2 separate regions of the Homo sapiens genome follow, and region 2 is linked to region 1. The links are chromatin loops, found by intact Hi-C in ENCODE. Cell type or tissue: Caco-2. All regions are shown on one strand. Each heading gives the region's core, and the rest is flanking DNA. Links, peaks and the distances in the headings are about the cores only.

What was found. A loop is a pair of places that touch in the nucleus more often than their neighbours do. Peaks named below come from ENCODE experiments on the same cell type or tissue, not always from the same donor. Only the 100,000 strongest peaks of a DNase experiment are listed, where the experiment ranks them.
Region 2: it touches region 1 in a loop (12-fold over the local background); 1 of 110 quality-filtered maps calls a loop at or near these places.

What each region holds. Positions count from the first base shown.
Region 1 is chr1:171,390,004-171,406,073 of GRCh38, forward strand. It overlaps the pseudogene GM2AP2. Among named protein-coding and RNA genes, the nearest start is that of FMO4, 84 kb to the left of the region's middle. RefSeq lists silencers at 15,107-15,401, 15,222-15,361. In Caco-2, for the core only: no CTCF peak of the experiment used is centred there; DNase peaks (open chromatin) are centred at 6,728, 7,148, 8,028 and 8,278; H3K4me3 peaks cover 625 bases.
Region 2 is chr1:171,452,821-171,468,890 of GRCh38, forward strand. No RefSeq gene overlaps it. Among named protein-coding and RNA genes, the nearest start is that of PRRC2C, 25 kb to the right of the region's middle. In Caco-2, for the core only: no CTCF peak of the experiment used is centred there; a DNase peak (open chromatin) is centred at 7,371.

The sequences.
Region 1 (16,070 bases), core at 5,238-9,237:
GCTCACTGCAACCTCCGCCTCCCAGGTTCAAGTAATTCTTCTACCTCAGCCTACCGAGTAGCTGTGATTACAGGTGCCTGCCACCATGCCCAGCTAATTTTTTGTATTTTCAGTAGAGACAGGGTATCACCATGTTGGTCAGGCTGGTCTTGAACTCCTAACCTCAGGTGACCCACCCACCTTGGCCTCCTAAAGTGCTGGGATTATAGGCGTGAGCCACCAAACCCGACCAACAGATCTATTTTCTACACCAAAAACCTGCTTTTTATCCCAATCATTCCCATCTCACTTGCCGAGTTGCTCAAACCAAGCGCTTATGAGCTAGCCTTGGTTACTCTCTTTCATTCACCCTCCTACACTCAATCTACCAACAAGATCTGCATACTTCTTAATGTCTAAATGGAAACTGACTTCTTAATGCCTTCACAGCTACCACCTCAGCCCAAGCCCCGTCCATCTCTGACCTGGACTAGAGCTGTGTCTGGAATGCGTTTCCTTCTGGTGGGTTCTTGGTCTTGCTGACTTCAAGAATGAAGCCACGGACCCTCTTGGTGAGTGGAGTTTGTTCCTTCAGATGTTCAGATGTGTACGGAGTTTCTTCCTTCTGGTGGGTTCATTGTCTTGCTGACTTCAAGAGTGAAGCCGCAGACCTTCGCAACAAGTGTTACAGCTCTTAAAGGTGGCATGTCCAGAGTTGTTTGTTCCTCCTGGCGGGTTCATGGTCTTACTGGCTTCAAAAGTGAAGTTGCAGACCTTCCCAGTGAGTGTTACAGCTCATAAAAGTAGTGTGGACCCAGAGTGAGCAGCAGCAACATTTATTGTGAAGAGCGAAAGAACAAAGCTACCACAGCATGGAAGGTGACCCCAGTGGGTTGCTGGGGCTGGCTCTGGTGGCCAGCTTTTATTCCCTTATTTGGCCCAGCCCACATCCTGCTGATTGGTCCATTTTACAGAGTGCTGATTGGTCCATTTTTACAGAGTGCTGATTGATGCATTCACAAACCTTTAGCTAGACACAGAGTGCTGATTGGTGTGTTTACAATCCTTTAGCTAGACAGAAAAGTTCTCTAAGTCCCCACCTGACCCAGAACCCAGCTGGCTTCACCTCTCAGTGCAGTAGTCTTCCTTCTTCCACTCTTGCTCCTTCAAATCCATTCTCCCTTCAGCTGCCATAAAGCATATACTTCCCTACTCAAAACTCTTCAAGAGTTTCCCAACCCACTTATAATAGATTTCAGACTCCATATGAGGCCCTTCATACCCTGGTGACCAACTTAATGCTCTGAAAACCAACTTAATGCTCTTATCTCATCTCCTGCCCCTCTCCAACTCTCTCACGCAGCTGCAGCTTCACTGCCCTTCTTGCAGTGACTGAAACATGGCAAGCTTTTTTCCGCCCTCCATCTTTATCCTTATTTCCCTCTCCACTTAGAACGTTCCTCAAATTTTGCTTGCCATGACCCTTTATGTCATTTAATTCTCCACTGATATGTCACCTCCACAAAGAAGTCATTTCTGATCACCATAAGCAAAATACCCCCATTCCTTTTACCTTGATTTATTACCTGAAATCATCATGTGAGTCTATCTACTTTTTTAAAAAATCACCTATTTGACCCGCTAGAATGTGATCTCTATGATGGCAGTGTTTATATCCTGTTCACCACTATCACCCACACCTAAAACAGTGACTGAAACATGATCAATATTCAACAAATATACGTTGAATAGATAAATGGCCCATTTGGGGCAATGAATATATAAGCATCTTTCTACTAAGAAAAATGACTTACCCCTTTTAGGAAAACAATCATAATTACATGAATTACGCATATGCTGACTATTTTGACATCTGAAAAAGTTTTGCTTAAAAGCATAGAATATCTGCTGTGACAGTTGTTGGAAATTTTGACTGCCTAGCATATTTCCCCTCTTTGTGACAACACCCCTAATTTCTTTTACAGAAAAGACCTTCTCCATTGTGTGCAGTCTTGATGAAACCATAAATCAAGGTTCTCTTGTCATCCCACCCCATCACACTATTCCCTTTCTCTGTTTCCCCTCTCCTTTCTTCTCGCTCTCTGTGTCTCTCTTTCACCAGGCTAAGAGGTAGAATCACAACACAAGCCAGAATAATTTTTTTTCCAGAACTTTGTTTATTGAGATTTGTAACTTAAAGGATTGAAAATGTGGGTGGTTAACTCCACACAGACTCACCCTTCGCAGTGCAATCCCTGATGGACGCCACTCCTGATTGTCCTGGGCTTGCTTCTTGCAGGCCTAGCAGCCCCTGCCCACGTCCACCTGAACCAGATTAGTAGCTTTCCCTGGGATAACTGGGACAAAGGGAAGGACCCTGTGGTGATCAAAAGCCTGTCTCTGGAAGCTGACCCCAACGTCGTTCCTGGGAACGTGATCGTCAGTGCTGAGGACAAGAACCAGTGTCCCCCTCAAATCTCCTCTGAAGGGAGGAATTAACTGTAGAGAAGGAAGTGTCTGGCTTCTGGGTCAAGATCTCATGCATGGAACAGATTGGCAGCTGTGCCTATGAAAACTTCTGTGATGTGCTTGATATTTTCATTCCCCCTGGGGAGCCCTGCCCAGAGCCCCTGCATACCTATGGGCTTCTTTGCCACTGTCCCTTCAAAGTAGGCACCTACTCACCATGAGTGAGTTCACTGTGCCTGACCTGGAGCTGCCCAGCTGGCTCAGCACCAGAAACTACCGCATTGAGAGCATCCTGAGCAGCGGAGGAAAGCGTCTGAGCTGCCTCAAGATTGCTGTCTCTCCCATCCTGGCTAACAAGGTGAAACCGGTGGCGGGCGCCTGTAGTCCCACCTACTTGGGAGGCTGAGGCGGGAGAATGGCGTGAACCCAGGAGGCGGAGCTTGCAGTGAGCCCAGACTGTGCCACTGCACTCCAGCCTGAGCAACAGAGCGAGACTCAGTCTCAAAAAAAAAAAAAAAAAAAAAAAAAAAAAAAAAAAGATTGCTGTCTCTCTAGAGGGAATATAACATGGCATCAGCCACAGCAGAATTAAGGGATATGAGGAAGGTTCCTTTTCCTCTGTCATGTGCTTGTCAACGTCAAATTTTGACTCTCTGCCCCCCTTCAAGCCCCTTTCTGCAATGAGTCAGCTATCCTCACTGAAAATCATTGTGTGCCACTTACATTTTAGGCTGGGACAAGCAGCCCTGAACTAAGGCAGGATGATTTCGACAGTTTTTTTGTTTTGTTTTCTTTGTTTGTTTTTTGAGACAGAGTCTCACTCTGTCACCCAGGCTGGAGTGCAGTGGCACGATCCCAGCTCAGGGCAACCTCCACCTCCCAGATTTAAGCGCTTCTCCTGCCTCAGCCTTCTGAGTAGCTGGGATTACAGACAGGCGCCATGGCGCCCAGCTAATTTTTGTATTTTTAGTAGAGACAGGGTTTTTCCATGTTAGCCAGGCTGGTCTCGAACTCCTGACCTCAAGTGATCTGCCCGCCTTAGCCTCCCAAAGTGCTGGAATTACAGGGTGAGCCACCATGCCTGGCCAGAGTTGAACAGTTCTTGATAGCCCAGGACATCTGCTGGGCTGGCCACATTACCCATCCTCCTTTAGACATTCTCTCTAAAGAGCTTCATTCATTTCCAAAACAGTTGAGGAATGGGAACCAATGTGTTTTGGGGCCTCATGTTTACACTGATCTAATCTTGATCTCCTGAAAAATCTTTGTGACTTTTTTTTTGTCACTGAGTTAAAAGCAGAGTGAGAGTATTAACATTTTTGTTCTACTCCAGCTCCCTCTTACAATTAAGGGGAAAAGTAGTTGGTCTTAGTCTATTTATCCCTTAACTTCTATGATTAATTTTGATTTCTTTTCTAGATTTGCCCAATTAATACTGGGGTACAGTGTATCCTGGAGAGCAGGGTGTGTGGGAGGAGTCTCTTGGGGGAGATAGGAGATAGGAGTGCTCTATTGTTTACAAACACAGGTGCCCACAGGGCCAAGCAAGAGATGAGTGACAAGGACCATGAGAAACAGGTTGCTTCCAAGGGAGATGTTTGTTTTTCCTTTTTAGATAAAGATAATACTACAGTGTAACTCTTTCTTATTCTATACAGAAAGTCACAGCACATGTGCATTGATACAAGGCTGCTGAGGCCTGGTCTCCAGTTGGAAATATAATTAAGGGTGACAAGGACTGGAGTAAGTTGGAGAGTACACAGCCAGCCAGTCTGTGACGACAACTGCTACCTTGCTATAACAAGTTAGTGCCACATAAGAATGTCATAGGCCCAGTATTTGACAGATAGTTTCAATTTTTACTCCTAGAGAAGCCAAAAATCCAGAATTTTATATGAAATCTTACCATTTTAAAAGATTGGCAACTAATTATTTTTCTTTTTCTTTCTTTTTTTTTTTTTTTTTTTTTTTTGAGACAGAGTCTCCTTCTGTCACCAGGCTGGAGTGCAGTCACACGATATCAGTTCACTGCAACCTCCACCTCCCGGGTTCAAACGATTCTCCCACCTCAGCCTCCTGAGTAGCTGGGATTATAGGCACGCACCACCACACCCAGCTAATTTTTGCATTTTTAGTAGAGACAGGGTTTCACCATGTTGGCCAGGATGGTCTTGATCTCTTGACCTCGTGATCTGCCCGCCTCAGCCTCCCAAAGTGCTGGGATTACAGGTGTGAGCCATAGTGCCCGGCAATTATTTTCCTTAAACACTGTGCAGCCCAAAGGGGCTGAGCGGACATGTGAGTGGGGAAAGCCAGCTTGTGGGTGGCCATTTTGCAGCCTCTGATCTAAGACGGTGCATGCCTTGTCCTCTTAAAACAACTCCTGTGGCACCACTTCTCCCTCCACAAGGCCAAATCCATCGTGTCTGATCTTAAGGAGAAGGCCCTTCCAGTGCTAGGAGAGGTATGGGCAGCCTCTCATCTGTGAGCTATGGGGATCAGCAGGCCACCTGCCCCAGTCTTGGAGCTCTGTAGGGTGAATGAGGCAGACGTGGAAGAGTTGGCCCCACCAACAGCTGCTTTGTGGAGCAGGGGTCCAAGGAAGATAAGGTGGACTCAAGGTCAGGCTGCCTGGATTTGTCCGCCACCCTGTTATGCCATGACAACTTCTGAACCACACACCAGACCTGAGTTCTGGGCTCATTTGAAGCCTGGAATAGCAATAAATATTTTTAACTTGCAAAAAGAAAAGAAAAAGGCAGGTGTGGTGGCTCACACCTGTAATCCCAGCACTTTCAGAGGCTGAGATGAGCAGATCACTTGAGGCCAGGAGTTCGAGACCAGCCTGGCCAACATGGGGAAACCCCCTCTCTACTAAAAATACAAAAATTAGCCAGGCATGGTGGTGTGTGCCTGAAGTCCCAGCTACTCGAGGAGGCACCAGAATCACTTGAACCCCAGAGGAGGAGGTTGCAGTGAGCTGAGATCGCACTACTATACTCCACCCTGGACAACAGACTGGGACTCTGTCTCAGAGAGAAAAAAGAGAGAGAGAGTTATTATTAATTCTTTAGGAATAACTAGATTGATACAAAAATTACTGTTCATTCTTTTTTTGTGTGTTTTTTTTCAGACAGGGTCTCACTCTGTCACCCAGGCTGGAGTGCAGTGGTGTGATTACAGCTCACTGCAGCTTCAGCCTTCCAGCCTCAAGCTATCCTCCCACCTCAGCCTCCTGTGTAGCTGGCAAATAGACACACACCACCAAGTCCAGCTAACTTTTGTATTTTTTGTAGAGACAGAGTTTTGCCATGTTGCCCAGGCTGGATTGTCTTTTATATTTAGTAATGTTTAATTATACGTGATAAATGCTATAGAGTTCTCATTAAAATGAACTATAGCGAATTTTTAAGTAAAAAAACAATTTGCATAATATATTTTTAAAATAAGCACTCCTAAAATAATACTGTGTATTTTCATCAGTTTATTTGTATAAATATGCATATAAATGGATAAATAAAGACCCCAAGGATACATGCAAACTAAAAATAGTAATTAATTATGTAGAAGAAAAAATTGGGGGAGTCAAGGATGACTGTAGCTTAATCTGTCATAAATATATGAACTTAAAAACATAATTTTAAGGAGAAAACAATTTTAAGTACATTCAGAGGCACAAAGTCTGCTTTTGAACTCCTTTAAAAATATACAAGTGCAGACATAAAAGCTCCATGGGGTCACAATAAAATTGTAAAGGCTTGTGTACTATTATCATAATCGTAGGATGACCAATCATAGTGATTTTCCCAGGATGACTGGTCATCTTACATAATGGTATCCCTTAGAGTAAAAAACAGTGTTTTTTTCTTAAGTTTGGCCGGATAATTGCTGGTATATGTAATAAATAAAGTTTGGGGGGACTCAGGCTTTTTTCTAATGCCTGGGCATTGATAATACAATCAGTCTATATAAGATTTATTAATTTAGCAAACAGTAATTGATCGTTTATTGTGTGTCATCACTATAATAGTGATATAGGAAATAGAAAGAAATCATTTAGGTAGATTGTTAGGATGAAGAGGCTCCCCAGCAGAAAACTTTCCTTCTAACAAAAAGCAGCTCGGAAATTGCTCCCTTTCTAACCTCATGCAGTTCAAAGAAATCACTTCTCTTCTAACAAAGAGCAGCCTGGAAGATCAGGCTGTAAAACACAGATAAGCAACTTGGGCACAGAGTGGGGAGCTTCCTGGTTATCACCAAACTTCACATACCTACAATGGGCCCAAGTAAAAACAGTGCACTTTTTTTTTTTTTTGAGTCGGAGTGTCGCTCTGTCGCCGAGGCTGGAGTGCAGTGGCATCACCTCGGCTCACTGCAAGCTCCGCCTCCCGGGTTCACGCCATTCTCCTGCCTCAGCCTCCCAAGTAGCTGGGACTACAGGCGCCCGCCACCACGCCCGGCTAATTTTTTGTATTTTTAGTAGAGACGGGGTTTCACTGTGTTAGCCAGGATGGTCTCCATCTCCTGACCTCGTGATCTGCCTGCCTCAGCCTCCCAAAGTGCTGGGATTACAGGCGTGAGCCACCGCGCCCCGCCCCCAGTGCACCTTAATAAGCACATTCCTTTCCCTTTATTTAGCCTCACTAAGATAGGGAAGCTGGAAGCATGCACTGGGCGGGGGAGGCCTGCAGCTGCAAGAAGGTGCCTGGGAACCCGGCACAGAAACTCTCCCTCCCCTTTTAGCACACGCAGATAAGCAGCAGCACAGCCGCACAATCTAAGAGCCTGCCTGCATAATCAAAGAATGGGGTGGGGCTATTAGAAACTCTGCTCTAAGCAGACGGCACACCTGGTCCTAGCCAGTTCTTCAGGCCCTATGGAGCTAAGACACCCCCTTCTCACTAGCTCATTTTTTAAAAACCCTGACATTTTTACTACAACTTGGCAATCAGTTTGGACCCCTCTCTGTGACAGACAGCTGTTCTTTCTTCTCACCTTTTAAACTCCTGCTCCAATCTCAGTCTGTATGCATCTGCATCCTTGATTTCCTTGGCCATGAGATCAAGAACCTTGGTATTTACCCCAGACAATGAGCCTGTTTTAGTAGTTCCTATAGATCCTATAATAAGTGAGGCACAATCCCTTTATTTACTTATTTATTTTTGAAACAGAGTCTCATTCTGTCGCCCAGGCTGAGGTGCAGTGGTGTTCCCGGGCCAAACCAAGGGTCAGGTTCCTTATTCTCGTGGCCCAATAACGAGATAAAGATGAACTGGGAGAAAAGGGAGTTTTTATTTCTATAGCTGGTTACAGGGAGAAGGGCTGGAAATTATCGCTGGACCAACTCAAAATTACAAAGTTTTCCAAAGCTTATATACCTTCTAAGCGATATGTGTACATGTAAGTGTGCATTTACCTAAAGACACAAGCGATTAACTTCTTTTAATCTGTAACTAAGATCTGAGTCCTGAAGACCTTCCTCTGGAGCCTCAGTAAATTTACTTAAGCTAAATGGGTCCAGGTGCTGGGGTGATTACCGACCATTATCTTGTCTCCTGCTAAGTCATGGAGGTTTGGGGACTTACTTTAGTCCCCAATAAAGCTTGTTTGTGGAGGCCTGGAGAGTTTCTTCAGGCCCACAATAAAACTTGTTTAATCCTCAACAGGTCCTGTTAAGAATTCCTTCATTATCTTGTCATGCTTTAAGGCTGAGGAAAAGCCTAAGCAAAACTCTTGGTGGGCTTTTGTCACATTCCAGACTTTGTACAAGGGCACTAGCTCTTTCAACTTTCAACATTTAACTTAACCACTCAATCAGTACTGAAACAGTTGTTATGGAGGCCTGCATCAGTGGGACCTGGCCTGCCACAGTGTGATTACAGCTCACCGCAGCCTCGATCTCCTGGGCTTAAGCAATCCTCATGCTCAGCTGAGACTACAGGTACACAGTCATGCGCATCTGTGTGAAGAGACCACCAAACAGGCTTTGTGTGAGCAACAAGGCTGTGTTTATTTCACCTGGGTGCAGGCGGGCTGAGTCCAAAAAGAGAGTCAGCAAAGGGTGGTGGGATTATCATTAGTTCTTATAGGTTTGGGGATAGGCGGTGGAGTTAGGAGCAATGTTTTGCAGGCAGTGGGTGGATCTCACAAAGCACATTCTCAAGGGTGGGAAGAACTACAAAGAACCTTCTTAAGGGTGGGGGAGAAACAAATCACAATGGTGGAATGTCATCAGTTAAGGCTATTTTCAGTTCTTTTGTGGATCTTCAGTTGCTTCAGGCCATCTGGATGTATACGTGCAGGTCACAGGGGATATGATGGCTTAGCTTGGGCTCAGAGGCCTGACACACACCACTACTTTTTTTTTTTTTTTTTTTGGAGAGATGGGGTCTCACTGTGTTGCCCAGGCTGGTCTCAAACTCCCAAGCTCAAGTGATCTTCCTGCTTCAGCCTCCCAAAGCACTGGGCTTACAGTTGTGAGCAGCTTCACCAAGCCATGGCACAATCTTTATCCTCAAATACTTTAGCATCCCAAGAAGAAAATACACAAGTAAGCAGGTAACCCAAAGACAGTATTAAGTGACAAGTAAGTAGAAGGAGCTGAGGGAGCACTTGGGTGGAACATCTAACAGCCTTAGGAGAGCAGAGAAGCTTTTCTGGAGGAAAGCACAAAGGCAAAAACAAGAATTGTGTGAAGGCCAACCCTACAGACTGCCAGATGTTCCTGCAACATCTCTGTGACACCTATATTAGTCCGTTTTCACACTGCTGTAAAGAAATAGCAAGAGTGGGTAATTTATAAAGGAAAGAGGCTTAATTAACTCACAGTTCCACATGGCTGAGGCAGCCTCAGGAAATTTACAAAAAATGGTGGAAGGCAAAGGGTAAGCAAGACAACAGGAGAGAGAATGAGACTGAGCACAGGAAATACTGCCACTTTTAAAGCCATCAAGATCTCGTGAGACTCACTCATTATCATGAGAATGGCATTGGGGACACCGCCCCCATAATCCAATCACTTCCCACCCTCGACATGTGGGGATTACAGGTCCCTCCCTTGACATGTGGGATTACAATTGAAGATGAGATTTGGGTAGGGACACAAAGCCAAACCATATCAACACCTCTCCCCTCCTGGAGCTTCCACAGTAGCAATTGGTGTTACACTGATCTGTGAGCTCCCTGAATGTCTGCTTAGAGTTCTTAGAGGCAGGACCTGCTCCATCTTACTTTGTAACTACAGCAAGGCTGTCATGTGTGAATGAATAAAGAGCTTTTATTGACCAAAAAAAAAAAAAATGTAAGTGATGGAAAGTATTAAATCATCATATGGGCCAGGCACAGTGGCTCATGCCTGTAATCCCAAAATTTTGGGAGGCTGAGGCAGGAGGATTGCTTGAGCCCAGGAGTTCAAGACCAGCATGGGCAACATAGTGAGACCCCCATCTCTATAAAAAAAAATTAAATTGGAAAAATTTAAAAAGATAATAGTGCATCTTAAATTGATGGCATCTTAGATTCAATTAAATGTGGTATTTTTAAAAGGATCACTCCGGTTGCAGTGTTGAATAAAGCCAGTACAGGAGGTAAGGAGGAAGGGAGAAAATGAGAAAAGCAGAGGATGATTCAGGATGCTATTGCAGTAGAGAAATGATGGTAACTGGGATCAAAGTTGTAGCATAGTAGAAAGGAGAGATTGTCTGATTCTAAATGTATTTTTAAAGGGCAGTTGATAATGGACAGCAAGAAATGAGGAGTGAAGGAAAGAGAAGACTCCAGGATTAGTTCAAGATTTATGACCAGGACAACTAGAAGAAGGGAATTGCCATTTTCTAAACTTTCAAGTTCTTAGCCACAACTTGGCCACTAAAAATCTGAGTAACTTTAGAAAAGTCATTACCCTTCTCTGAACCTCAACTTTCACATTTGTACATGACAGATTTAAACCAGATCAGAAGTTCTCAAACTGTGTTAGGTACAGGTGCCTTACGATGCTTCTCAGGAGATGGGAGAAAATTCAGGCAAACTGGATTACAGGCTGTGTATAGTAGCAGTCCATGTAAAGTTGCATTTAAAAGCAGGAATTAAAAGTATTTAAAATAACTATATGCCAGGTGCAGTGTCATGCACCTGTCCCAGCTACTTGGGAGGCTGAGGTAGGAGGATCACTTGAGTTCAGAAATTTGAAACCAGTGTAGACAACATAACAAGACTCTATCGCTATAAAAAATAAAATAATTAATTAAAAACATATAGCTACCACAGTTTGTTAATGAAAATATACTATAAAAGATGTAAAGTGTAACTTCAATAGCATAAAATGGGATAAGGGAGAAGTAAAAGTATACAGTTTTTGTATGTGCTTGAAGTTAAGCTGTTATTAACTTAAATTAGAATGTTATAACTATAAGATACTTTATGTAAGCCCCATAGTAACCACAAAGAAAAAATCTCTAGTAGATACACAAAAGATAAAGAAAAAGAAATCAAAGCGTACCACTACAAAAATTCAACGAATCACAAAGGAAGACAGCAAGATTGGAAGAAAGGAACTACAAAACAGTCAGTAAACAATTAACAAAATGGCAATCATAATTTCTTACCTGTCAAAAATTACTTTAAATGTAAATGGATTGCTCGGTGCGATGGCTCATGCCTGTGATCCCAGCACTTTGGGAGGCCAAGTCAGGCGGATCACTTGAGGTCGGGAGTTCGAGACCAGCCTGACCAACATGGAGAAACCCCATCTCTACAAAAAATACAAAATTAGCCATGCATGGAGGCACATGCCTGTAATCCCAGCTACTTGGGAGGCTGAGGCAGGAGAATTGCTTGAACCAGGGAGGCGGAGGTTGTGGTGAGCCGAGATGGTGCCATTGCACTCCAGCCCGGGCAACAAGAGTGAAACTCTGTCTCAAAAAAAAAAAAAAAAAAAATGTAAATGGATTAAATTCTCCAGTCAAAAGAGAATGCCTTAAAAAAAAAGTTCTGGCCGGGCACGGTGGCTCACGCCTGTAATCCCAGCACTTTGGGAGGCCGAGGCGGGCGGATCACGAGGTCAGGAGATCGAGACCACGGTGAAACCCCGTCTCTACTAAAAATACAAAAAATTAGCCGGGCGCAGTGGCGGGCGCCTGTAGTCCCAGCTACTCGGGAGGCTGAGGCAGGAGAATGGCGTGAACCCGGAAGGCGGAGCTTGCAGTGAGCGGAGATCGCGCCACAGCACTCCCGCCTGGGCGACAGAACGAGACTCTGTCTCAAAAAAAAAAAAAAAAAAAAAAGTTCAACCATATGCTGCCTATATAATTCAATCATAAAGACACATTTAGACTAAAAGCAAAGACATAGAAACAGATATTTAATGTAAATGGAAAACAAAAGAGAGCAGGAGTGGCAATATTTATAACAGACAAAATAGATCTTAAGTAAAAAAACTGTAAAAATGGATAAAAATTGTCATTATATAGTGATAAAGGGGTCAAGTAATCAAAAGGATATGACAACTTTATTTCAGACATTTAGAGAGAAGGATATAACAACTGTAAATATATACACCCCCAACACTGGAGCTCCTAAATATATGAAGCAAATATTAACAGATCTGAAGAGAAAGACAGATTGCAATATGATAATAGCAGGAGAATTTCAAACCCTATTTTCAATAATGAACAGATCATCCAGACAAAAAATCAATAAGGAAACATTGGACTTGAACTACACATTAGACCATGGGTGTCCAATCTTTTGGCTTCCTTGGGCAACATTGGAAGAAGAAGAATTGTCTTGAGCCACATATAAAATACACTAACAATAGCTGATAAGCTAAAAGAAAAAAAAATCTCATAATGTTTTGAGAAAGTTTACGAATTTGTGTTGGGTCACATTCAAAGCCATCCTGGGCCGCATGTAGCCCATGGGCCATGGGTTGGACAAGCTTGTTTTAGACCAAATGGACCTGAATGACATATATAGGACAATATATCCAACCCCACTAAAATACACATTCCTCTCAAGTATACACACAGAACATATTCCAGAATAGATATGTTAGGCCACAAAACAAGTCTTTAAAAATGTAGTCCAGGGGCAGTGGCTCATGCCTATAATTCCAGCACTCTAGGAAACTTGAGGTTAGGAGTTTGAGACTAGCCTGGCCAACATGGTGAAACCTGTCTCTACTAAAAATACAAAAAAAAAAATAGCTGGGCGTGGTGACGGGTGCCTGTAATCCCAGCTACTCAGGAGGCTGAGGCATGAGAATCACTTGAACCTGGGAGGTGAAGGTTGCAGTGAGCCAAGATCATGCCACTGCATTCCAGCCTGGATGACAGAGGGAGACTCTGTCTCAAAAAAAAAAAAAAAAAAAGGAAAAAACTCTAAGAGGGTGCAGTGAGAAAGAAAATGGCAAATAGGAGACAGGTCTAATGTGTAGCTCCCACTTGGATGAACAGAACAGCTTGTAGAGACTCATATCGTGAAATTTTGCTCAAGTACCACTGCAGGAACATATCAGGAAAACTGAAAGAATTCACAGACCCTCTGAAAGAAGCAGTTTGCTGTTGCAAACTCTATGAGATAGTAGAAAAACTGTGAGTTCCCAACGTGTGAGGTCGGGGAAAGCCTGCCTCCAAACACACATCCCCAAACACTGGGGAACCTGAAAATCCAGATCACAGGAGAAGAATTTAACCTTACCTAGAGCTAAAACAGATTTAGGGAGCTGAGCAAAATATGAAAAGTAGAAAAAGCAGTGGGAAGAGCCTTGTAGGCACTCCCAGTCCCCAACTTGAGCCCAAGGAAACCGTCCCTGACTTAATCTCACAGGGGTCCTTGGGGAAGGCAGCCAGAGGAATTAGGGAAGGGTCAAAGGGTGAAAGAAGCTTCTAGCTGAACTTTGTAATAATTTTGACCCAGCACGAATTTTTGTGAGCAGAACTCAGGGGGTGAACAGGAAGTGCAGATAGCAGCTCAGAAGCTACAGCCAAAGGTGTAGGCAGACAGGGAGGGGCAAGGCCTGAAAGTTCTGCTACCCTTCTCAGCAGGGAAGCTTACGGCCTGGGGCAAGAGCTCAGCCCCGCATGCCAGCTGCCTGAATATAAACTCGGTGGTGTTGGCAGGGCACAGCAGGAATGAGACGGCCTTGCTGGCTGCGTGGAAGCTGGAGGAGGCTAACCACCGCTGGCTTTCTCCACTTCCCTGGCAACCTGGATGACACAGCAGAGGCAGCCATAATCCCCCTGGGAACATAATTCCATTGGCCTGAGAACCACACTCCCCATACCGGACAGTGGCCTCAGCAAGCCCCAGAGAAGAGTCTGAGCTCAGATCCATCTAACCCTGCCCCCATCTGATAGTTTTTCTCTACCTGCCCTGATAGCTGAAGACAAAAGACATAAATTCGTGGGAGCTCTGTGGCCTTGCCCATCACCTGAGAAGCCTGAATACTTATCCTGACCAACATAGGGCAAGCTTATATCCCCCTTCTACCACAGCTGGTGCTCTCTTGAAAGCACCACTTCCTAGCTGGAGGTCACCCAACTTAAGCCATTATAGCAACTCATAAGAAAACAACTCTGCTCCAAAGAAGGAGAAAACAACAGCTAATTCCACTCCCTACAACATGGCTAACCAGAGGTTCCTGAATCCTTCCACATGACAACTTCACTGCTAGGATTACCAGCATTCTAGAAAAACAGTGCACTAAACAAAAGTACAACCAACAATTCCCACAGAGTCCACTTCACTCCCCTGCCACCTTCACTGGGTATCCACAGCTGGGAGACCAAAGGACAGATCACATCACAGGACTCTTTGCAGACAATCCCCAGTACTAGCCCAGAGCCCAGTAGCTCTGCTGGGTGGCAGTAACAATCATTGCAGCCCAACTCTCAGGAAGCCCCCATCCCAGGAGAAGGGAGAGAACACCACAGCAAGGGATCACCTGGTGGAACAAAAGAACCTGAACAGCAGCCCTTGAGTTCCAGATTTTTCACCTGAAATAATCCTCCCAAATGAGAAGGAACAAGAAAAGTGATTCTGGTAATATGAAAAAACAAGGTTCTTTGACACCCCTAAAAGATCACACTAGCTCTCTAGCAATGGAACCAAACCAAGAGGAAACCTCTGAATTGCCAGATAAAGAATTCAGAAGGTTGATTATTAAGCTACTCAAGGAGTTACCAGAGAAAGTGTAGGGTCCAGTCCTACTGGGCCTGTGGGTTTTTCTCCTCATGTGAGGAGACAAGGGATCGTAGAAATAAAGACACAAGACAAAGAGATAGAAGAAAAGACAGCTGGGCCCGGGGGACCACTACCACCTAGACGCGGAGACCAGTAGTGCCCGCGAATGCCTGGCTGTGCTGTTATTTACTGGATACAAAGCAAGAGGGCAGGGTAAGGAGTGTGAGCCATCTCCAATGATAAGTAAGATCACACGAGTCACGTGTCCACCGGACCCGGGGGTGGGGGGGTGTCCCTTCCCTGTTTAGTAGCCAAGGCGGAGAAAGAGAGGGGACGGCTTATGTCATTATTTCTTCCACGCATTTCAAAGACTTTAGTACTTTCACTAATTCTGCTACTGCTATCTAGAAGGCAGAGCCAGGTGTACAAGGCGGAACATGAAAGTGGACCAGGAGCGTGACCGCTGAACCACAGCATCACAGGGAAACGGTTAGGACTCCGGATGGCTGAGGGTGAGACTGACTGTTGTCAGGCCTTCCACAAGAGGTGGTGCAGCAGAGTCTTCTCTAACTCCCCTGGGGGAAAGAAAGACTCCCTTTCCCGGTCGGCTAAGTAACGGGTGCCTTCCAAGGCACTGGCATTACCACTAGAACAAGGAGCCCTCTAGTGACCCTGTCTGGGCATGACAGATGGCTCATACTCTTGTCTTCCGGTCACTTCTGTGTCCCTTCAGTTCCTATCTCTGTATGGCCTGGTTTTTCCTAGGTTATAATTGTAGAACAAAGATTATTATAATATTGGAATAAAGAATAAAGCTACTAATGATTAATAACATTCATATGTAATCATATCCATAATCTATTTCTAGTATAACTATTCTTATTCTATATATTTTCTTTATTATACTGGAACAGCTTGTACCCTCGGTCTCTTGCTTTGGCTGGCACCTGGGTGGCTTGCCACCCACAGAAAGGTGAAAACCAACTTAAAGACATTTTAAAAACAATACAGGATATGGATTAAAAATTCTCCAGAAAAATAGATATCATAAAGAAAAAACACTCACAACTTCTGGAAATGAAAGACACACTTAGAGAAATACCAAATACACTGGAAAGTTTCAACAATAGACTAGAACAAGTAGAAAAAAGAACTTCAGAGCTTAAAGACAAGGCTTTCAAATTAACCCAATGAGACAAAGACAAAGACAAAATGAATTTTAAAAAAATGAACAAAGTTTCCAAGAAATTTGAGATTCTATTAAATGAGCAAACATAAGAATAATTTGTGTTCCTGAGGAAGAAGAGAAATCTAAAAGTTTGGAAGACATATTTGAGGGAATAATAATGAAAAAAAAGCTTCCTTGGCCCTGCTAGAGATCTAGACATTCAAATACAAGAAACTCAAGGAACACCTGGGAAAGTTATCATAAAAAGATCATC
Region 2 (16,070 bases), core at 5,730-9,729, 63 kb after region 1:
ATAGAGACACAGACAAAAAAAAAAACCCTTCAAAAAAATCAACAAATCCAGGAGCTATTTTTTGAAAAAAATTAATAAAGTAGATAGATGGTTAGCTAGACTAATAAAGAAGAAAAGAGAGAAGAATCAAATAGACACAATCAGAAATGATAATGGGGGCCTGGGCATGGTGGCTCATGCCTGTAATCCCAGCCAGCACTTTGGAAGACTGAGGCAGGTGGATCATTTAAGGTCAGGAGTTCGAGACTGGCCTGGCCAACATGGTGAAACCCTGTCTCTACTAAAAATACAAAAATTAGCCAGGTGTGGTGGCAGGTGCCTGCAATCTCAGCTACTCGGGAGACTGAGGCAGGAGAATCACTTGAATCCAGGAGGCAGAGGTTGCAGTGAGCCGAGATCCCGCCACTGCACTCCAGCCTGGGCGCAGAGAAAGACTCCATCTCACCAAAAAGAAAAGAAATGATAACGGTGATATCACCACTGACTCCACAGAAATACAAAAAAAATTAGAGAATACTATAAACACCTATATGCACATAAACTAGAAAATCTAGAAAAAATAGATAAATAGATAAATTCCTGGACACATACACCCTCCCAAGACTGAACCCGGAAGAAATTGAATCCCTGAATAGACCAATAACGAGTTCTGGAATTGAGGCAGTAATAAATAGCCTAACAACCAAAAAAAGCCCAAGACCAGACGGATTCACAGCTAAATTCCACCAGAGGTACAAAGAAGAACTGATACCATTTCTACTGAAACTATTCCCAAAAATGTAAAAGAAGGGACTCCCTCCTAATTCATTCTATAAGGCCAGCATCATCCTGATACCAAAATCTGGCAGAATTGAGAACGGAGAATTTTTGTACAGTATTTCCCATATTCCTTTGGGATTTTTGTTTTGTTTTGTTTTGTTTTTTTCAAACAGGGTCTTGCTTTGACCCCAGGCTAAAGTGCAGTGACGTACGTGATCACGATTTGCTGTAACCTCAAACTCCTGGGCTCAAGTGATCTTCCTGCCTTAGCCTCCTGAAGTAACTAGGACTACAGGCAGGCACCACCACGCACAGCTGCTTTTTTATTTTTTGTAGAGACGAGGTATCACTATGTTGCCCAGGCTGGTCTCGAGCTCCTTGGTTCAAACGATCCTCCCACCATAGCCTCCCAAAGTGCTGGGATTACAGGCATGAGCCACAGTGCCTGGTCCCTTTGGGATTTTTATTATATAAACAGATAGCAACACACTCACTAGACAACAGTTAACCAAATGGTGGGTATATTTTTCTTATTTATAAGTTTTTATCGAAGAGAATATGCAATTCTTTTTGTCTGACATAATTTCAAGTCTTCAAGATAACAATGAAGTCTACTTGGTAATTGTTCTAAATGTGAATCTAGGTTCCTATTTTCTTTTTTTTTTCTTTTTTTTTTTCTTTCTGGAGACATAGTCTCATGCTGTTGCCCAGGCTGGAGTGCAGTGGCGAGATCTCGGCTCACTGCAACCTCCACCTCCCAGGTTGAAGCAATTCTCCTGCCTCAGCCTCCCCAGTAGCTGGGATTACAGGCATATGCCACCACGCCCACCTAATTTTTTATATTTTTAGTAGACACAGGGTTTCGGCATGTTGCCTAGGCTGGTCTCAAACTCCTGACCTCAAGTGATCTACCCACCTCGGCCTCCCAAAGTGCTGGAATTACAGACGTGAGCCACTGTGCCCAGCCCAGGTTCCTGTTTTCCAAATATTTCTTTCCTTATGTCTTCCACCTCAGCTTCCTGAGTAGCTGGGACTGTAGGCACGGGCCACCACACCCAGGTGTCCTGCCTGTTCAAATAAATTAATTATTATTATTTTGAAACAAGGTTTCACTCTGTTACCCAGGCTGGAGTGCAGTGGCATGATCACGCTCACTGCAGCCTTGACCTCCTGGGCTCGAGTGATCCTCCTGCCTAAGCTTCCTGAGTAACTGGTACTATAGACCAGCACCACCATGTTCAACTAATTTTTTTTTAGAGATGGGGTTTCACTATGTTGCTCAGGCTAGTCTAGAACTCCTGGCCTCATGCAATCCTCCCACCTCAGCCTCCCAAAGCACTGTGATTACAGGCGTAAACCACCATGCCTAGCCTAAATTAATCTTTTTTGAGACAGTCTCACTTTATTACCCAGGCTGGAGTGCAATGGCACAACTTCAACCTACTGCAACCTCCACCTCTCAGGCTTGAGTGATCCTCCCACCTCAGCCTCCCAAGTAGCTGGGATTGTGGGTGTGCACCACCATGCCCAGTTAATTTTTGTAATTTTTTTTTTTTTTTTGAAGAGACAGGGTTTTGCCATGTTGCTCAGGCTGATCTAGAACTTCTGAGCTCAAATGATCTGCCCACCTTGGCCTCCCAAAGTGCTGGGATTATAGGTGCCCGCCACTGCACCTGGTCCTAAATTAATATTTGATAGACAAAATTATTTGCCCCCAGTATGATTAGAAAAAGAAGTGACCTTGTAAGATACACACACACACACAGCCAAAAATGCACCATTTTGACATGGACAAAAGAGGAATTCCATTTTATTGTACTCCACCAAATACTCTTTTATTGACACCAGTTTAATTTCCTATGTTTCTCTTCTGTCGGGTTGAGTCCCTTTCTAACATTTTAGGCAGCATTCTCATTTGGTGATCAATTCTCTTAATTGGTCACTTTTTCTTTTTTTTTTTCTTTTTTTCTGAGACAGAGTCTCGCTCTGTCGCCCAGGCTGGAGTGCAGTGGCATGATCTTGGCTCACTGCAAGCTCCACCTCCTGGGTTCATGCCATTCCCCTGCCTCAGCCTTCTGAGTAGTTGGGACTAAAGGCGCCCACCACCAGGCCGGCTAATTTTTTCTATTTTTAGTAGAGGCGGAGTTTCACCATGTTAGCCAGGATGGTCTTGATCTCCTGACCTTGTGATTTGCCTGTCTCGGCCTCCCAAAGTGCTGGGATTACAGGCATGAGCCACCGCGCCTGGCCAGTCACTTTTTCAATGTAAATATTTTGGGAAAGTTGTACCTTATTTTTGCAGAACTGTCCAGCGAAAGTGAAACACATTCAAATCCTTAGCCTGCTCAAATAGAGCCAGGGTGATCAATGTTTCATTCCTCAAAGGGTATGTCAGATCCAAGAACAGCATCATGGTTTTCCACTCAACAGTATACATAATGAAGGACCTCTAACATCTGGGAATCTTTCTTTCTACACTTTCCTGAACAAAAAAGTCAACCACTGCTTTCCCCAGTTAGATACAAGCACCATTATAACAATTCCACCATGCCATTTTTATATACAAACAGCCCACAGGGAGCAGCACATAATAACATTATCCTCCTCTCACCTCCCACTCTCTTCTAACAGATGAAACACTAAAGCAAGTGAACAAGTGGATAAGCCAATTTAAGAAATTGTGGGAGATGTTTAAAACCTGTTTGGGCATACAAAAGTTTCCAAACTGTCAGGCCCTAAAACCATGAAAAATCTTGGTTCTTATCTGGAAAGTCATGGTACTTAGAATCCATACTAGCCAGTTTGCATTTAGCCATATCATTAAGTCACATTGTTAACTCTCTTTCCATGTAAGCATTCACGGTTTCTCAGTGTTTTTTGTTTTTTTTTTTTTTCCTCAGTCTTTTTTTTGAGAGGAGTTTCACTCTTGTTGCCCAGGCTGGAGTGCAATGGCTGTGATCTCGGCTCACTGCAACCTCTGCCTCCTGGGTTCAAGTGATTCTCCCTCCTCAGCCTCCCGAGTAGCTGGGATTACAGGCACCCTCCACTATGCTCAGCTAATTTTTTGTGTTTTTAGTAGAGACGGGTTTTACTATGTTGGCTAGGCTGGTCTCGAACTCCTGACCTCAGGTGATCCACCTGCCTCAGCCTCCCAAAGTGCTGGGATTACAGGCATGAGCCACTGCGCCCGGCTTTTTTCTCAGTCTTTAAAAAAAGATGTATACCTTTCTTTGCAAAGTAATTGAGTGTCAGGAAGATTTGTTTTTAAATTATGTATTTTTAGATAAAATTGTAATTGAAATAAAATATTGGCCTTAGCAATCTGAAGGAATCTTGCAATAAATTTAATTAGTTACTAATAAGTATTTAGTTAGGTCTACTTGATGCTTTGTACTCTGCTGTTTGAAAATATATTTATATTTGTTCACTTTTTTATTATCTGCTTCCCCCACAGAATGAAAGCGCAATAATCTCAGGGACTTTTTTTGCAAAATCTTTTTCTCTGATTTATCCATTGTATCTATTATATGACAGGAGTTAAATAAATATTTGCTTAATGAATAAAAATATTCCAGCAACTAGCTGAATGTTTCCTTTTTCTCCCTCTAGAAAGCCACCTGAGTGTATCTTTGTCTGCCACAAAATCCCAAACTGCTTTTCTCTAACTCACTGTAGCATTGCTTTATGGAGATTAAACAGAAGTTCACTAACAAATTGCCTCAAAATATTCCCATGGCTACAGTTGGCTTGTGTCATGAAAGTTATTCCTTGGGTATCTTACATTATTCCTTTGATAAAAATCTAAGACATGCACAAGAGGTGAGTTTAGACTAGCTGACTACTCTTGGACAACTTTACAGATTGTTAAATTGTTATGTTAAAACCAAGAATCAATAGTTACTTTGACATAGATTGGGTTATCCCCTAGTTCAAAATATGAGCATCAGCAGATGCACAGAAGTGCTGAGCTAAGCTTGTCATTCTTGAAAGCAGAGCCAAATGGGGATTTTCCTAAGATACAGTCAACCCAGACAGGGAATTAGGCAATTTTAGCCCATCTATTTCATCCTCTCTCTCTGCTCGCATAGTGATTCACAGAAGCAGGAGCAGCTCTGACAGATGGTGCTTAGTAGAACAATTGGTTTGTATGTATTTAACCTGCTCAAAGCGCCAAACCTCCCTCTTGCTATCATCAGTGCCTCTCCTGCCCAAAATCTTACCCAGATTTCTTGGTGCTTCTTTTCTTGCCAGAGACTCTCTCTGATGTTATTTTACCTGATTTCATTCAGGTAGAAATGGTAGGAAGTGCTTTCCAAACTTACCTAATCTTGAGAATCATCTAAAATATTTATTTTGAAATGCAGCTTCCAAAAGAACTACCAAAATAATTATAGCTGAATCGCATCCTGAAAAGCATTCAAAGCAACATGAAAAACAACAATAAAACACAAAAACAGATATACAATTTCTACACCAATGTTTATAGCAGTATTATCCACAATAGCCACAAGATGAAAGCAACCCACAAGATGAATGCTTACATGGAAAGAAAGCTAACAATATGACTTCAGATATTCAGCAACAGATGAATAAAACAAAATGTAGTATATGCATACAATGGAATATTATTCAACCTTAAAGAGGAATGAAATTCTGATACATTTTACAGGATGGATAAACTAGAAAGACATTGTGCTAAGTAAAATAAAAATAGGCCAGACACAAAAGGAAAAATATTGTATGATTCTACTTATATGAGGTACCTAGGGTAGTCAAATTCATAGAGACAGAAGGTGGAATGGTGGTTACCATGGACTGGAGGAGGAGGGAACAGGAATTGGTGTTTAATGGGTAGAGTTTCAGTATGGGATGATGAAAAAGTTCTGGAGTTAGATGGTGGTAGTGGCTGTACAACGATATGAATATATTGCCAGCACAATAGCTCATGCTTGTATTCCCAGCACTGTGAAAGTCCAAGGTGGGAGGATCGATTGAGCCCAGGCGTTCAAGACCAGCCAGGGCAACATAGCGAGAACTTGTCTCTACAAAAAATAAAGTTCCAGCTCCTCAGGAGGCTGAAGTAGCAGGATTACTAGAGCCTGGGAGGTTGAGGCTGCAGTGAGCTGTGATTGTGCCATTGTACTCCAGCCTGGGTGACAAAGCAAGATCCTAGATCAAAAAAACCCAAACTATGTAAATATACTTAATGCCATTGAACTGCACACTTTAAAATGGTTAAGGCCAGACACAGTGGTTCACATCTGTAACCCCAGCACTTTTGGCTGGCTGAGGTGAGAGAATCACTTGGGGCTAGGATTTTGACACCAGCCTGGGCAACATAGCAAGACCCATGTTTATTTACTTATTTAGAGACAAGGTCTGACTCTATCACCGAGGCTGGATTGCAATGGCCTGATCTAAGCACACTGCAACCTCTGCCTCCCAGGTTTAAGCCATCCTCCCACCTCAGCCTCCTGAGTAGCTGGGACTATAGGTGCACACCACCATGCCCAGCTAATTTTTGTATTTTTTGTGGAGACCAGGTTTCGCCATGTTGCCCAAGCGGTTCTCAAACTCATGAGCTCAAACAATCCACCTGTCTTGGCCTCCCAAAGTGCTGGGATTACAGATATGAGCCACCACCCCCGGCCTAAGACCCATCTTAAAAAAAATGGTTAAAATAGTAGATTTTGGCTGGGCATGGTGGCTAACACCTGTAATCCCAGCTCTTTTTGAGAGGCTGAGGCAGGTGGATCGCTTGAGTCCAGAAGTTCGAAACCAGCCTTGGCAACATAGTGAAATCCCTTCTCTACAAAAAAAAAAAAAAAAAAAAAAATTAGCTGGGCACAGTGGTGCACACCTGTAATCCCAGCTCCCAGCTTCTGGGGAGGTTAAGGTGGGAGGATGGCTTGAGCCCAGGAAGAGGGGGGTTGCATTGAGTGAGACTGTCTTCACTGTCTCCCAGAAAAAAAAAAAGGTAGATTTTATGTTATATATATTTTATCACAATTACAAAAACAAATACATAAGACACTCTATTTTCTTTTTTTTTTTTTTTTTCTTTTTTTTGAGACAGAGTCTCACTCTGGCGCCCAGGCTGGAGTAAAGTGGTGTAATCTTGGCTCACTACAAACTCCGCCCCACCAGGTTGAAGCAATTCTCCCACCTCAGCCTCCCCAGTAGCTGGGATTACAGGCATGCACCACCATGGCCAGTTTATTTTTGTATTTTTAGTAGAGACGGGGTTTCACCATGTTGGCCAGGCTGGTCTCGAACTGCTGACGTCAGGTGATCTGCCCGCCTCGGCCTCCCAAAGTGCTGGGATTACAGGTGTGAGCCACTGCACCTGGCCAAAACACTCCATAGTTCAGTGAGACTAGGATAAAATAGATAAAATCTGCAGACTCCAAAACACCTATTAGGGCAGCTAAAAACAGTGGAGGATAGGCAAAAGTCATATGATAGAAAGTGGAGAGAAGAAATTTGAAGGATGATGAGAGGTTATTTTTATTAGAGCTCAGGAAATACCAGGGTGGGGGTCACTTTCTGAAAGCGAGGGGCCCAGTCTGCAGTTCAAAGGCAATATCACTTGTTTGCACAAAGGGTTATGGGAAGTGGGGTAAGCAAGGCTCTTAGCAGAAGCCCTCCTGGACATTGTGTGATCCAGAGAAGTAGGCATGTAAGGACTACCTAAAGAATTACACAGATAATTCAAACAGATAGGACTGGTATATTTCTGCTGCAAAGGAGAGAGCCTTTGGGTTGTAAAATCTCAAAGGTTACCCTGACTCACCTCTTTTGCTATGCAATAATCTCCTACAAATAGTTAAGTTAATAGGAATCTAACTCGGGCAGGCATGGTGGCTCATGCCTATAATCCTAGCACTTTGGGAGTCTGAGGTGGGAGAACTGCATGAGCTCAGGAGTTTGAGACCTGCCTGGGCAACAAGGTGTGACCGTGTCTCTACAACAAAATTTAAAAATTAGCCGGGCATGGTGGCATGCACCTGTGGTCCCAGCTATACCAGAGACACTGAGGCAAGAGGATTACTCAGGCCCAGGAGGTTGAAGCTGTAATGAACTGTGTTCGTGCCACTGCCCTCCAGCCTGGGTAACTGAGTGAGACTCTGTCTAAAAAAAAGAAAAAAGTAAAAAGACAATCTAACTCATTTATTGTTAGGCAATAAAAAACAAAAAATTGGCTGGGCGCGGTGGCTTATGCCTATAACCTCAGCACTTTGGAAGGCGGAGACAGGCGGATCATGAGGTCAGGAGATCGAGACCATCCTGGCTAACACAGTGAAATGCCGTCTCTACTAAAAATACAAAAAATTAGCCTGGCGTGGTGGCCGGCGCCTGTAGTCCCAGCTACTTGGGAGGCTGAGGCAGGAGAGTGGCGTGAACCTGGGAGGCGGAGCTTGTAGTGAGCCGAGATCGTGCCACTGCACTACAGCCTGGGCGACAGAGCGAGACTCCGTCTCAAAAAAAAAAAAAAAAAAAAAATCTGGCACTGGCAGCATTGATACAAACATACCAAAAGAAAAATTGTGGGCCAGGCATTGTGGCTTACTCCTGTAATCCTAGCACTTTGGGAGGCTGAGGTGAGCAGATCACCTGAGGTCAGGAGTTTGAGACCAGCCTGGCCAACATGGTGAAGCCCCATCTCTACTAAAAATACAAAAACTTAGCCGGGTGTGGTGGTGGGCACCTTTAGTCCCAGCTACTCAAGAGGTTGAGGCATGAGAATTGCTTGAAACTGGGAGGTGGAGGTTGCAGTGAGCCGAGATGGGGCCACTGTGCTCCAGCCTGGGTGACAGAGTGAAGACCGTGTCTCAAAAAAAGAAAGAAAAACTGAAAACAATTACAAAGTTACCAATGAACAAATCATACTAACCAAGAGAATAATAGCCATCAAAAAACAGATGAGCCTGGCCACAGTGGCTCACACCTGTAATCCCAGGGCTTTGGGAGGCCGAGGTGGGTAAGTTGCTTGAGCCCAGGAGTTTGAGACCAGCCTGGGCAACATGGTGAAACCCTATTGTCTCTACAAAAAAAATACAAAAATTAGCCAGGTGTGATGTCACGTGCCTATAGTCCAGCTACTCGAGAGGCTGAAGTGGGAGGATCACTTGAGTCCAGGGAGTTCAAGGCTGCAGTGAACCATGATCCCACCACTGCCCTCCAGCCTGGACTATAGAGAAGAAAGAAAAAGGAAAGGAAAGGAGGGGAGGGGAGGAGAGGGGAAGGGAGGGGAGGAAATAGGGAGGGAAGAAAGAAAAGAAAGGAAGGAAGGAAGGGACGAAGGAAGGAAGGAAGTGAAGAATCAGGCCGGGAAGGAAGAAAATAAAGGGAAGGAAGAAAATAAAGGAAAGGAAGGAAAGAACGAGGGAAGGAAGGAAGGAAGGAAGGAAGGAAGGAAGGAAGGAAGGAAGGAAGGAAAAAGAAAGACAAGACAAGAGAGAAAAGAACTAGGCTGGGCGCAGTGGCTCACACCTGTAATCCCAGCACTTTGGGAGGCCAAGGCGGGCAGACCACCTGAGGTCAGGAGTTCGAGACCAGCCTGGCCAACATGGTGAAACCCTGTCTCTACTAAAAATACAAAAATTAACTGGGCACAATGGTGGGTGCCTGTAGTCCCAGCTACTTGGCAGGCTGAGGCAGGAGAATGGCTTAAACCCAGAATGCAGAGGTTGCAGTGAGCCGAGATCCCACCACTGCACTCCAGCCTGGGGGACAGAGTAAGACCCTGTCTCAAAAAAAAGAAAAAAGAAAAGAAAAAGAAAAAGAACAGAACTCTGGGAAGAAATGATGAGAAATAGTAGGAGGTAACATGTGAACTGAACATACAGGAAAAAATAAATAAATCCAATAAGAATAAGGATGAAATTAGAAGGAGCACAAGAAAAGTGAAATACAGAGTTTAAAAGAATTGGAGAAAGATTATAGAGAAAACAAATTAAGGAGTGCCAACATTTGCATAATTGAAGCCCTTGCAGTTGTAGAAGTGTTGAGATTGAGGTGTCGGCAGACATGTTCTGTTTGGATCTCACGTTATTTATAACTATGTGTGTAATTAAATGCCATCACTTAACGATTGGAAGATTTCACCCCCAAAAAATTCTATTTGGCTTCTTTCAAAAAGATCAGAACCACTATAACACCAAAACTGCATTTCTGCCTAGCCTCAGTTGCATAGAGCCAATCAATAGCTCCTGCCACTTTAGTGTAGCACAAATTCACCCAGATATCCACAGTCTGCACTGGACTCTCACCTCCTGCAGACATTTGGGTTTGGGATCCTGGTATACGCAATGTGATAAGGTAGTTTTTAAAAAGCACCTCTTATGAGAGCTGGTCATTTAAAAAAAAAAAAAGCATAGATGGGCCAGCCACGGTGGCACACGCCTCTAATCCCAGTGTTTTGGGAGGCCTAGTTGGGCAGATCACTTGAGCTCAAGAATTTGAGACCAGACTGGGCAACATGTTGAAACCCCATCTCCACAAAAAATACAAAAATTAGCCAGGCGTGATGGCACATGCCTGTAGTCCCAGCTACTTGGGAGGCTGAAGTGGGAGGATCACTTGAGCCCTGGAGGTTGAGGCTGCAGTGAGCTGTGATCATGCCACTGCACTCTAGCCTGGGCAACAGAGCAAGACCCTGTCTTAAAAAAATAAAAGTAATAAAAGAAAAATAATAAACCTCCATCTCCTCACCTGCAAAATGGCCAGACTACCTGTCTTATAAGGGTTTCCTAGGAGAGTTTAATGAAAAAATGCACATAAAGCTCAATAGTAATTGTTAACAAATGATAGAAAAAAATGACCAATTAAAAATTAGAGGCTGGGCATGGTGGCTTATGGCTGTAATCCCAGCAATTTGGGAGGCCAAGGCAGGTAGATCACCTGAGTTCAGGAGTTCGAGACCAGCCTGGCCAACATGGTGAAATCCTGTCTCTACTAAAAATACAAAAATTAGCTGGGCATGGTAGCACACATCTGTAATCCCAGCTACCCAGGAGGCTGAGGCAGAAGAATCGCTTGAACTGGGGAGGCAGCAGTTGCAGTGAGCCAAGATCGTGCCACTGCACTCCAGCCTGGGTGACAGAGCAAGACTCCATCTCAAACAAACAAACAAACAAACAAACAAAGAATTGAAAACACAATTCTAGAACTGCAGATAGAATCAGAGCTATGGTTCATGGATTGGAAAGTGCTGTATAGGTCTGTCCTAGATTTAGGACTTTATGACTGATGTGTCAGAACTTCTCCTCTAGCTCCCCATCTCCATGTCTCAATCCCTAAGAGTTAACAGATAGAAAGAGCCCAATAAATGTGGAAGGAAGGAAGAAAAGGAGAAGGGAAGAATGAGTGAAGGAGCTGAAAAAAAGAATAAACCCAAGATGTTTTCTTTTATTTATAAAGTAGAAGAAAAAGGAAGTTTCCAATTTATCTCAGTTTGTTTCGGCCCACCCATCACCATCCCTCTGCCAATAAAAAATGTTAACTGAGGCATACAGTTACATTCTATACCCCCAGTTCCAAAGAAAAGATTTTGAAAAGACACACACTTAGGTTGACTGCAAAATAAATCTCTAAGCCTCCCTGAGTAAGATACTATTTGGATAGTATTTAATAGAGGTATTTGTTATACCTAAATCATAATACTAACAAAAACCAACAACAACAAAAAAGTGATTACAACTACGATTTAGTGTAAAAAGCTTCAAATAAAAGATGGTTTTGTGTAAGGGAGGGCCAATTTACCCTTTTCTGTTGTAAAAAACATATATAATTTTAACTTTTGAATTCTCCACACAAGCAGTATTCAACCCTGTAAACACCTTTTGTTCATGCTTCTGCCAAACACATTTTCTAGTAGCCACATTTATTTTAATTTAATTTCTTCCAAACACACTATTTTGTTTTTTTGTTTGTTTGTTTTTTGTGACGAGGTCTTGTTCTATCGACTAGGCTGGAGTGCAGTGGTAAGATCTCAGCTCACTGCAGCCTTCACCTCCTGAGCTCGAGCAATCCTCCCTCCTCAGCCTCCTGAGTAGCTGGGACTACAGGTTCACATCACCATGCCCAGATAATTTTTTCTATTTTTTTGTAGAAACAGGGTCTCACTATGTTGCCCAGGCTGGTCTTGAACTTCTGGCCTCAATTGATCCTCCTGCCTCTGCCTCTCAAAGTGCTGAAATTACAGGCATGAGACACTATGCCCAGCCATATTTTCCTTTTTTAAAACAGCATGTCAAAATTGAAGTTTTAAGTCTTCCCAATGTTCTAATACCTGAATACCAAACTATGTTTGGCTTATTCTGTTAGCATGTTCCTGATTTCACTTCTTTGTAGCTGAGGAAAATAGTCATATTAAGTCTGAAACTGAATTAACTCTCATTTTTTAAAAAAGCTGGGTGAGTTAAATTACCAACAGTTTTGATTGATAAGATATTTTATAATGTCATAAATACTGGAAGCAAGAGCATAAATTGTCTGGAAACAACTAGGTCATCTTTTACTACAAATAAATATTATTGCCAGCGGATTTCAAAGATTCACTTAAGTACTGCAAAAACCGTAAGGTAGGTTCTTGAATGCGACTATTTGGCTGAAAACTCTAGATTATTCTTGGAAAGAAACTAGCACCAGGAGAGACAATGTTAGCACTAAGGAACACATCCAAGTCATGCAGCACCAAAGTATGTGAGCAGTGGCGAATCTATATGAGTCTGAAGCAACCTCAATTCTTGCCTTGTCGGAGGAAAGAATTCATCCAAGTGCCATAAGGTAGAGGGAGAGACCAAGGCAAGTTTTAGAGCAGGAGTGAAAGTTTGTTAAAAAGCTTTAAAGTGGAACCAAAGGAAGTAAAGTACCCTTGGAAGAGGGCCAAGCAGACAACTTGTGAGATTCACGTGCATGGTGTGACCTTTGATTTGGGGTCTTATATGTTGGCATGCTTTTGGGGTCTTCTGTTACTTCTCCCTGATCCCTTGAGGTGAGCTGTCTGCATGCACAGTGGCCTGCTAGCCCATAGGAGGGGCCACATGCACAGTATGTTTACTGAAATTGTACACATGTTCACCTGAGGCATTCTTCCCTTACCAGCTAAGTGTTCCTAGAAGGAGGTCATATACCAGTTAAACTCTGCCATTTTGCCTCTTAGTGAACATGCTTGAGCCCACTTGCCTAACTCCTGAAATCTTACAGGGAAGTTGCCGATCACCAGCTTCAGGTGTTTATTTATTGGGAGACTGCCTGTCCCTGGCATCAGCTGAGACCAATTATTATTTTACAGAGACAGTTTAACAACTACCTGACCATCACCTGATGGTCACTTGACATTACTGGTAGGGACAGCCCTCTCCTGCCCTAGCCATGTCTGACTATCTACTGTAACAAAAATAACAGGCTCTTGGCAGGAGAAGGAGTGCTATGAAGAGTATTCTATTATCATATGAAGGAATGGGTATGGGGTTCAAAGTCAGTTGCCATTAAGTGCATACGTTTTTAAAGTCTAATTGTTCTAAACTATCTCAACCAAAGGATAATTGTGGTCTTTATTTCCATGAAGCTATGCTCAAGGATACATAGAACTGGAAGATTATTGAGCTCATCCAGTCTAGTTTGCTCATTTTACCATAGGAAACTGAAGATCAGAAATGTGGCCTGCTCATGGTGACCAGATCACAAGGTCCTTTTGAATCCCCTTGCCTCAGCAGCAATTGCACCAAGCACACATTATTTGATAAAAAGGTGATGAATTTATATTCATGAACAAAGAATGAATAGTGTCATCATCATTTACATTCTAGACGTGCTTCGGGGAAAAGGTGTTATGCACTGAATGTTTATGTCTTCCCAAAATTCGTATGTTGAAGAGTTAACTCCTGATGTGATGGTGTTAGGAGGTGAGGCCTTTGGGAAGTAATTAGGTTTAGATGATGCCATGAGAGTAGAGTCCCCATGATACAATTAGTGCTCTTATAAAAAGAGATACCAAATCAAGCTCTCTCTCTCTCTCTCTTTCTGTCCCGCATGTGAGGATACAGCAAGAAGACGGCCACTTGCAAGCCAGGAAGAGAGCCCTCACCAGAAACCAAACTGGCCAGCACCTTGATCTTGGACTTCCCAGCCTCCAAAACTGTGAGAAATAAATGTCTGTTTAACCACACAGTCTATGGTATTTTGTTATAGCAACCCAAGCTGACTAAGACAGAAGGTTTCCCAAAAGAAAGATTTCTAAAAGAGGGTGAAGTAAAAATATGATGTAGAATATATCACGGAGAAAATCCTTTTAAAGAATATTTTATTGTGGAAATTTTTTTAATTCATAAAATGAGAGAATATAATGAATCCCTATCACCACTTTAAACAGTTATCAATATTCTGCCATTCTTATTACAAATGTATTCCCCTACATTCTTTTTCATTTCGCTTTGTTTTGTTTAGTGGAACATTTTGCTTTTTTCATATTAATTTTTTTATTTTTATTAACTTACCACCATACTAATCGAGATGGTATATTTTTTTAATTTTTAATTTTTTTTTTTGTAAATTCAGATTTAGGCCTACAGAGAAGATGGTGGAATACATATATTGTTTGTTTGTTTGTTTGTTTGAGACAGAGTCTCACTCTGTCACCCAGGCTGGAGAGCAGTTGTGTGATCTTGGCTCACTGCAGCCTCTGCCTCCCAGGTTCAAACAATTCTCATGCCTCAGCCTCCCGAGTAACTGGAATTACAGGTGTGTACCACCACCCCCAGCTAGTGGTGGAATATTTTTAAAGCAAAACCAAGATTTTGCATGCTTTTTTTTGTTTAAGACACAGTCTCGCTCTGTCACCCAGGTTGGAGTGCAGGTACGTGATCTCAGCTCACTGCAAACTCCACCTCCCAGGTTCTAGTGATTCTCATGCCTCAGCCTCCCAAGGAGCTGGGATTACAGGCGTGCATCACCATATGCAGCTGATTTTTATAATTTTTTTTGTAGATACAGTGTTTCACCATGTTGGCCAGGCTGGTCTTGAACTCCTGGCCTCAAGTGATCTTGAGATCTGCCTGTCTCAGCCTCCCAAAGTTCTGGGATTATAGGTGTGAGCCACCATGCCCAGCCCTTTTTTTTTTTTTTTTTTTTTTTTGAGACATGCTCTCACTGGGTTGCCCAGGCTGGAGAGCAGTCATGTGATCATGGCTCACTGCAGCCTCAACCTCCTAGGCTCAGGTGATCCTTCCACCTCAGCCACAGATAGCTGGGGCTATAGGCACACACCACCACACCTGGATAACTTTTTGTATTTTTTGTAGAGACAAGGTTTGTCATGTTGCCTGGGCTGGTCTTGAACTCCTGGGATCAGGCAATCTGCCTGCCTTGGCCTTCCAAAGTGCTAGAATTACAGGTATGAGCCACCACACCTGGCCTTTTGCATCATTTTTAACTATAAATATTTCTACAAGTATCTCTAAGAGATGAGAATTTTTTAAACAACGTAATCACAATAACTTTTTCATATCCCATAATATTAAGAAGAAATCCTTAACTAGGCTAAGATCTAGTCCAGGAGAAATTTAATTTTATCAGAGCATTCATAAATGGATCAAGTTTTCGAGTGATAGCTTTTCAATGAGACTAAGAATTTTAAAAAGAGGAAAACTTTCAAAATTAAAATTGCAATCTCATTTTTTCTCATATTGCTCTGCAAATATAAATCTGGGCACTCAAACTCCAGAAGAGGATAAAAATAGCCCTATGAATCAAAACCATTAATCATATCCTGTTATTTTTAGTTATCTGTTTCTTCCTGATGTTTTAACTCAACATCAGTTTAATATATTTAATCATATTTTTTAAAAAGAAAAATATTTTAGATCCATCATGAAAAATTTTAACCAAAAGATAAATTGAAAGCTAAAGCAGGATGGTTGTCTAAGCCTGTGTCCATAACTTTGCACGAGACACTTAGTCATTTGGAAAGTCCTGTGTTAATAGCCTGTTCTATGACTCAATTATCTCCCACATAGAGACAGTACAAAACACCCTTAAGAAAACTCACACCTAGGCTGGGCACAGTGGCTCACACCTGTAATCCCAGCCCTTTGGGAGGCTGAGGTGGGTGGATCACCTAAGACCAGGAGTTCGAGACCAGCCTGGGCAACATGGTGAAACCATGTCTCTACTAAAAATACAAAAAATTAGCCAGGCCATGGTGGCGGGCACCTGTAATCCCAGCTACTCAGGAGCCTGAGGGAGAATTGCTTGAAGCCGGGGGGCAGAGGCATCAGTGAGCCGAGATTGCGCCATTGCATTCCAGC